Regions from separate parts of the Homo sapiens genome. Here region 2 is linked to region 1. Evidence: chromatin loops called from intact Hi-C (ENCODE). Cell type or tissue: Caco-2. All regions are shown on one strand. Links, peaks and the distances in the headings refer to the core of each region. The heading gives the core; the rest is flanking DNA. Region 1 overlaps SDK1-AS1 (SDK1 antisense RNA 1). Region 2 overlaps SDK1 (sidekick cell adhesion molecule 1).

The links. Hi-C counts contacts between places; a loop is a spot of excess contacts. Peaks named below come from ENCODE experiments on the same cell type or tissue, not always from the same donor. Only the 100,000 strongest peaks of a DNase experiment are listed, where the experiment ranks them.
Region 2: a loop joins it to region 1, with 3 times the contacts of the local background. A loop is called at or near these places in 1 of 110 quality-filtered maps.

The regions. Positions count from the first base shown.
Region 1 is chr7:3,258,797-3,261,608 of GRCh38, forward strand. The region is part of intron 2 of SDK1-AS1 (SDK1 antisense RNA 1); the gene reads right to left. Among named protein-coding and RNA genes, the nearest start is that of SDK1, 41 kb to the right of the region's middle. In Caco-2, for the core only: no CTCF peak of the experiment used is centred there; a DNase peak (open chromatin) is centred at 1,185.
Region 2 is chr7:3,323,202-3,326,013 of GRCh38, forward strand. The region is part of intron 1 of SDK1 (sidekick cell adhesion molecule 1); the gene reads left to right. SDK1-AS1 (SDK1 antisense RNA 1) reads right to left here. Exons shown (of 3, transcript XR_001744897.3): 1 at 1-2,812. Among named protein-coding and RNA genes, the nearest start is that of SDK1, 23 kb to the left of the region's middle. In Caco-2, for the core only: no CTCF peak of the experiment used is centred there; no DNase peak of the experiment used is centred there.

The DNA of each region.
Region 1 (2,812 bases), core at 12-2,511:
CCCTATATGTTTCTGTATGTTCCACATTTGTCATTGTATATGAGCTAGATAAAGAAGGAGATCAAGATCATCTAGAGGCATAACTTAATGAGATGTAACCCACATATGGCGAATTCCCACCTCTCAAGGATACAGCATGATGAATCTTTACAGAGTGAATTCCTCCAGAGAAGGGTATAGAATCTAGCATCCCAGAAATTTCCTCTCAGTGGCAGCCCCAGCAAAGAAAAAACACTATTGTGATATCTACCACCATTGATTGTATGGTTTTTTTGTTTTGTTTTGAGACAGTCTTGCTCTGTCTTGCCCAGGCTGCAGTGCAGTGGTGCAATCACAGCTCACTGCAGCTTTGAACTCCTGGGCTCAAGTGACCCTCCGGCCTCAGCCTCCCAGGTAGCTGGGTCTACAGGCGTGTGCCGTGACACCTAGCTAATCTCTTTTATTTTTTTGCAGAGATGGGGTCTCACTATTGTGAAACCCAAAAGTCTGAGACAGGTCTCAGTCCATTTAGGAAGTTTGTTTTGCCAAAGTTAAGGATGCGAGCCCATGACACGGCCTCAGGAGGTCCTGGTAACATGTGCCCAAGGTGGTCAGACCACAGCTTGGTTTTATACATTTTAGGGAGATGTGAGACATCAATCAACAAATGTAGGATGAACATTGGTTCAGTCCAGAAAAGGCCAGATGACTCAAAGTAGGGAGGGGGCTTCCAGGTACAATTGGTTGTATTCTACTGAGTTTCAGATGAGCCTCTCCAAAGGAGGCATTCAGATACGCATTCATCTCAGTGAACAGAGGAATGACATTGAGTCGAATGGGAGGCAGGTTTGCCCTAAGCAGTTCCCAGCTTGACTTTTTCCTTTAGCTTAGTGATTTGGGGGCCCCAAGATTTATTTTCCTTTCACGTTGTGTTTCCCAGACTTGTCTGGATCTCCTGACCTTAAACCTCCCTCCCTTCTTAACCTCCTAAAGTGCTGGGATTACAGGCATGAGCCAGCATGCATGGCCTGCGTTTTGTCTTTTGCAAGAAGGAATTGTCAGACGTGTGTGAATGAAAGCAACTCCATCTTAAATAGGAGCTGGGTAAAATGAGGCTGAGACCAACTGGGCTGCATTCCTAGATGGTTAAGGCATTCTAAGTCACAGGATGAGATAGGAGGTCAGCACAAAATATGGGCCATAAATACCTTGCTGATAAAGCAGCTTGCAGTGACGGAGCCGGCCAAAACCCACCAAAACCAAAGTGGCCACGAGAGTGACCTCTGGCCGTCCTCACTGCTACACTCCCACCAGCACCGGGACAGTTTACAAATGCCATGGCAACGTCAGGATGCTGCCCTGTATGGTCTAAAAGGGGGAGGCATGAATAATCCACCCCTTGTTTAGAATATCATCCAGAAATAACCATAAAAATGGGCAACCAGCAGCCCTCGGGGCTGCTCCGTCTATGGAGCAGCCGTTCTTTATTCCTTTACTTTCTTAATAAACTTGCTTTCACTTTGCACTACGGACTAGCCCTGAATTCTTTCTTGCGCGAGATCCGAGAACCCTCTCTTGGGGTCTGGATCTGGACCCCTTTCCTGTAACATATTTACGGCGATCACAAAGGGATTAAAGTGCAGAAACCCTACAGAATCACGCCAAATCATACGGTATATTCTCGTGAATGGCTGACTTCATTTTCTCAGCAGTATGTCTCTGGAGTTCCTCCGAAGAAGCCGTTTTCTAATCTTCAGCACTCATCCAATCAGAAGGCTGGAGCTCTGCGCTCGACATAAGGAAGAACTTCATCATTAACTCCCCGAGCCCTGCAAAGCAGCTGGGAGGGAGATCTAAGTTTTTGGAGTGGATTTCAGGATCCTTTGTACCCACAGCTGTTTAGGGAGCCGGCGTCCTGCTGACAGCTGTAGGTGGATTTGAAAATGTTCCCAAATTCCCTCCTGGCCCTCAGTTTCCCATTTCTCTTCCTCTCCTGATGTCGGCTCTAAATAAAGAAAAAACCAAGTGTCAGGGGCTGCAGAGAGGCTCCTGAGAATGCTCACATCTCAGCTCTCAGACAGCTCACAAGGGGTGTTAAAATAATTAAAGCTGAAAAGGGAGATGTAGGTATTATTTTTAGACAAGCGTCTAAGGTTTACCTGTTATACGTGCCCTTCATTCCTGTCCCTCATTCACTGCCAGCATCTTTTTTTTTTTCATTAAATAGAACAAAAATACACTTAAATTTTATGGCATGGCTAATAAAAAAAAAGGTTAAGTTGAACTCATTTCATCAAAGATTTGTGGTGGGATGACCCACTGTAGTTTTGTTGATGTGTTTGCTTTTTTAACAGACTTTATTTTTTAGGGTGGTTTTAGGTTTACAGCAAAATTGAGCAGAAGGTACAGAGAATTCCCATATACTGTCTGCCTCTCCAACACACACACAGCCTCCCACGCTATCAACATTCCTGCCATCGTGGCACATTTGTAATGGAAACCAAGAGTCTCTGAGACAAGTCTCAATCAATTTAGAAAGTTTATTTTGCCCAGGTTAAGGACATACCCATGACCCAGCCTCAGGAGGTCCTGATGACATGTGCTCAACCTGGTCAGGGTACAATTGGTTTATACATCATAGGCAGACATGAGACATCAGTCAATACAGGCAAGATATGCAATGGTTCAGGATGCGAAGGTGAGACAACTTGGAAACAGGGGCGTCCAGGTCATAGGTAGATTTAAAATTTTTCTGATTGGCAATTGGTTGAAAGAGTTATTATCCGTAGAAAGGAATGTCTGGGTTATGATAAAGGGTTGTGGAGACCAAGGT
Region 2 (2,812 bases), core at 252-2,751, 65 kb after region 1:
CTGAGTTTCAGTCTTCACCAAGTCTGTGAACTTCAAAAGACGTTATTCATTGTTACATTCCCTGCATCCGGCACAGTACCTGATGTCTGATGGGAACCCAATACATGTTTGAGTGAATGAATATGTTGTATAATTCTTTTTTCTTTATCACGATTGCTGCTGGTGCCGATTGAATTTCCAGAGCTTGCTGTAAAAGATAGGAAGAAAATATGTGGTAACATTGGCCAGTGTTTGGGCCATAAGATGTGTAGAGGTTCTAAGGAAAAATACACTTCCAAACTCATTCACATTGCTGGTCATGTTCAGTTCCTGTGGCTGTAGGACTGAGGCTCCTGTTTTCTTGCTGGCAGTCAGCTGGGGCCACACACTGCTTCTAGAGGTCAACTTGAATTCCTTTTCGTGTGCCCCACTCCATCTTCAAACCAGCAATGGTGTGTCAGGTCCTTTGTATGCTTTGAGTATTTCTGACTTACGTTTTTAGTTGGAGAAACTCTGGGTTCATGTACCTAGATCAGGTCCACCTTAATTATTTCCCTGCCTTCAGGTTAAATGTGCTGTAGAATATGACATTGTCACAGAAGTGAGATCTCATCTTTAGTTACAGGTTCCAGAGTATGGGGCAGAACATTTTTGAATTCTGCCTAGCACAGTGTTTATAGTTTATTGATCTGTAGATAGGTTGGGTAAAGGTTCTTCTTCAGCCAGTAAAATGTCATCTTCTCTGTCTTTTGATTGCAGGGTTTCTATTACCTATGTCCATTTCTTTAAGCCGTTTGGTCTCATATTCCTCTGTGTGTTACAAGAATTGTATCATGTTATCTATTTCATGTAGAAGTAAGCATGAGAGAAATGAGTGTAAATGGGCTGTTGGCCCTCACAGTAAAATCTGGTATCTATTCTAGGGAGATACTCATGTTTTTCTCCTTTTTCACATTGCTGTCGTAGGGTCAGATTCATTTTTCATGGTCATTTTTCTGGTTCTCTTTTAGCATTTGAAATTGAGTAGATTGTTTTGATTGTAAGAATGTTTTTTAAAAGTAAATTTTTATTAAAATGTATATATGGAAAGGAAGACAAATAGTATATTGCTTGATAAATTTTCACAAAGAGACATGCACATGTAATTAATACCCAAATCAAAGCATTAGAATATTTACTAGTACCCTAGAAGCCTTACCTACTCAATAGCTCCCTTAAAGGCAGTTTTTTGCTTGCCTGTTAATTTGATGAACTTTCAGCCTTTGAAAAGTCGTTACAAAAAGCCGATGTGTAAAATGTTTGGAGGATAGGATAAGAATAGGAGGTGGCTCTTGGAAGTTTGTTTGCTCCTGAGTATGGGACCTAGTGATCAAAGATGAAGTGGAACTAGATACTTTATCTTCCCTGTAATAGGAAATACACTCCCATTGTATAACTGTAATTTTTACTCATAAAAATGGGTTTTGCACTCAAAGCAAAAGTAGGCTCTTACTTTTACTGTTAAAATAGAAACTGGAAAACTGTTCTTTAGAAAAGTCATCCTAATGGGTTCAATTTGAGGTAGTTGCTGGTTTTTATATTTTTATTTTTTTGACCAGTGCTTTAAGTTTTTCTCCTGTAATTTTATTAAACCTATGCCCAGGAAAAAGTAAACGGCAAGATTTCAGAATCTGAAAGTTTCTTACGTTTGAAAGAAAGTCCTCCCATGCTTCATTTTTCCTAACAGAAGGTAAACTTTCCATGCTGAACTTGTCTCTATTTTTAACAGAGGACAAGCTTTAGGAAACTGTATTCAAGCCACATATAGTGTGGTAGATTCTGGTGGTGGAGCAGCTATTAGTTATGTTTCTCTGGAACTGCATTTATCATCACTGTTACCAAAAGCATCCTAGGTTCCTTGGGAAGAAGATCTTAAAGTTCTCTACCAAACCACTTTTTTTTTTTGGTGATGCTTCAGTCTCACAGGTGATGCTTAAAACACAGATTCTGATGTGGAGATTTGAGATCTTACAACCATAGACCATATGTTAAACATTGACTACACAAGGATTCGTGATCTGAGCATTAATAGCCTGTTTTTTTCCTAATTGCATGTTTTATAGTAATCCTAACCTTTAATATATAAGATCCTAACCTTTATATTTAACGTCTTAACCTATTGCTCTGTATTTCTTTAATGCCATGGATTATTGCTTACAGTTATAAATGAAATAAGTAATTTTACTTTATATTTTCATTGATATTCAACGAATACCAATTTAAGGAGAGAAACATAGATATACTTTTAAAGAATTTAAGCGTGGCACTTAAGATTCTTTTTATTATAATAAGCATGTGAAGAAGCTCTTTTTCTGTAATCCTAGTTCCCAGGGGCCAAAATGATGATTAATTACAGACAATAGGTTTATAAAAGTAACCGTTTCCATCATAGAAGTGTCATAAAAGATTAAAGGGTGTATCAACAAAATGAACCAGCTTCCTGTGTAAAATTATTAATATTGCTAAATAATGTAGCCTTATATCTGTTACAAAAGTACCAGAAAAATTGCTGGATAATGTGTTACAAATTTTTTACAAATTACATAGATAATCCTCAGTTCTGTTGAATTTCTCTGACATTCTGCTCAACTAGTTTTTCCTGTGCAGAAAAATCTTAACAGGTTGATGTTACAGGAAAAGTGGCATGCTTTTAGAAACCATGACTAGGCTGCCTGAATCAAACATCCTCCCCTTTGAGAGGCCTAGGAAAGAACCATCTCGCTTGGTTGTATCCAGGGTACACTCTCATAGGGATAAAGAGCCAACCAAATAAAAGGGCAGACATATACTTAGC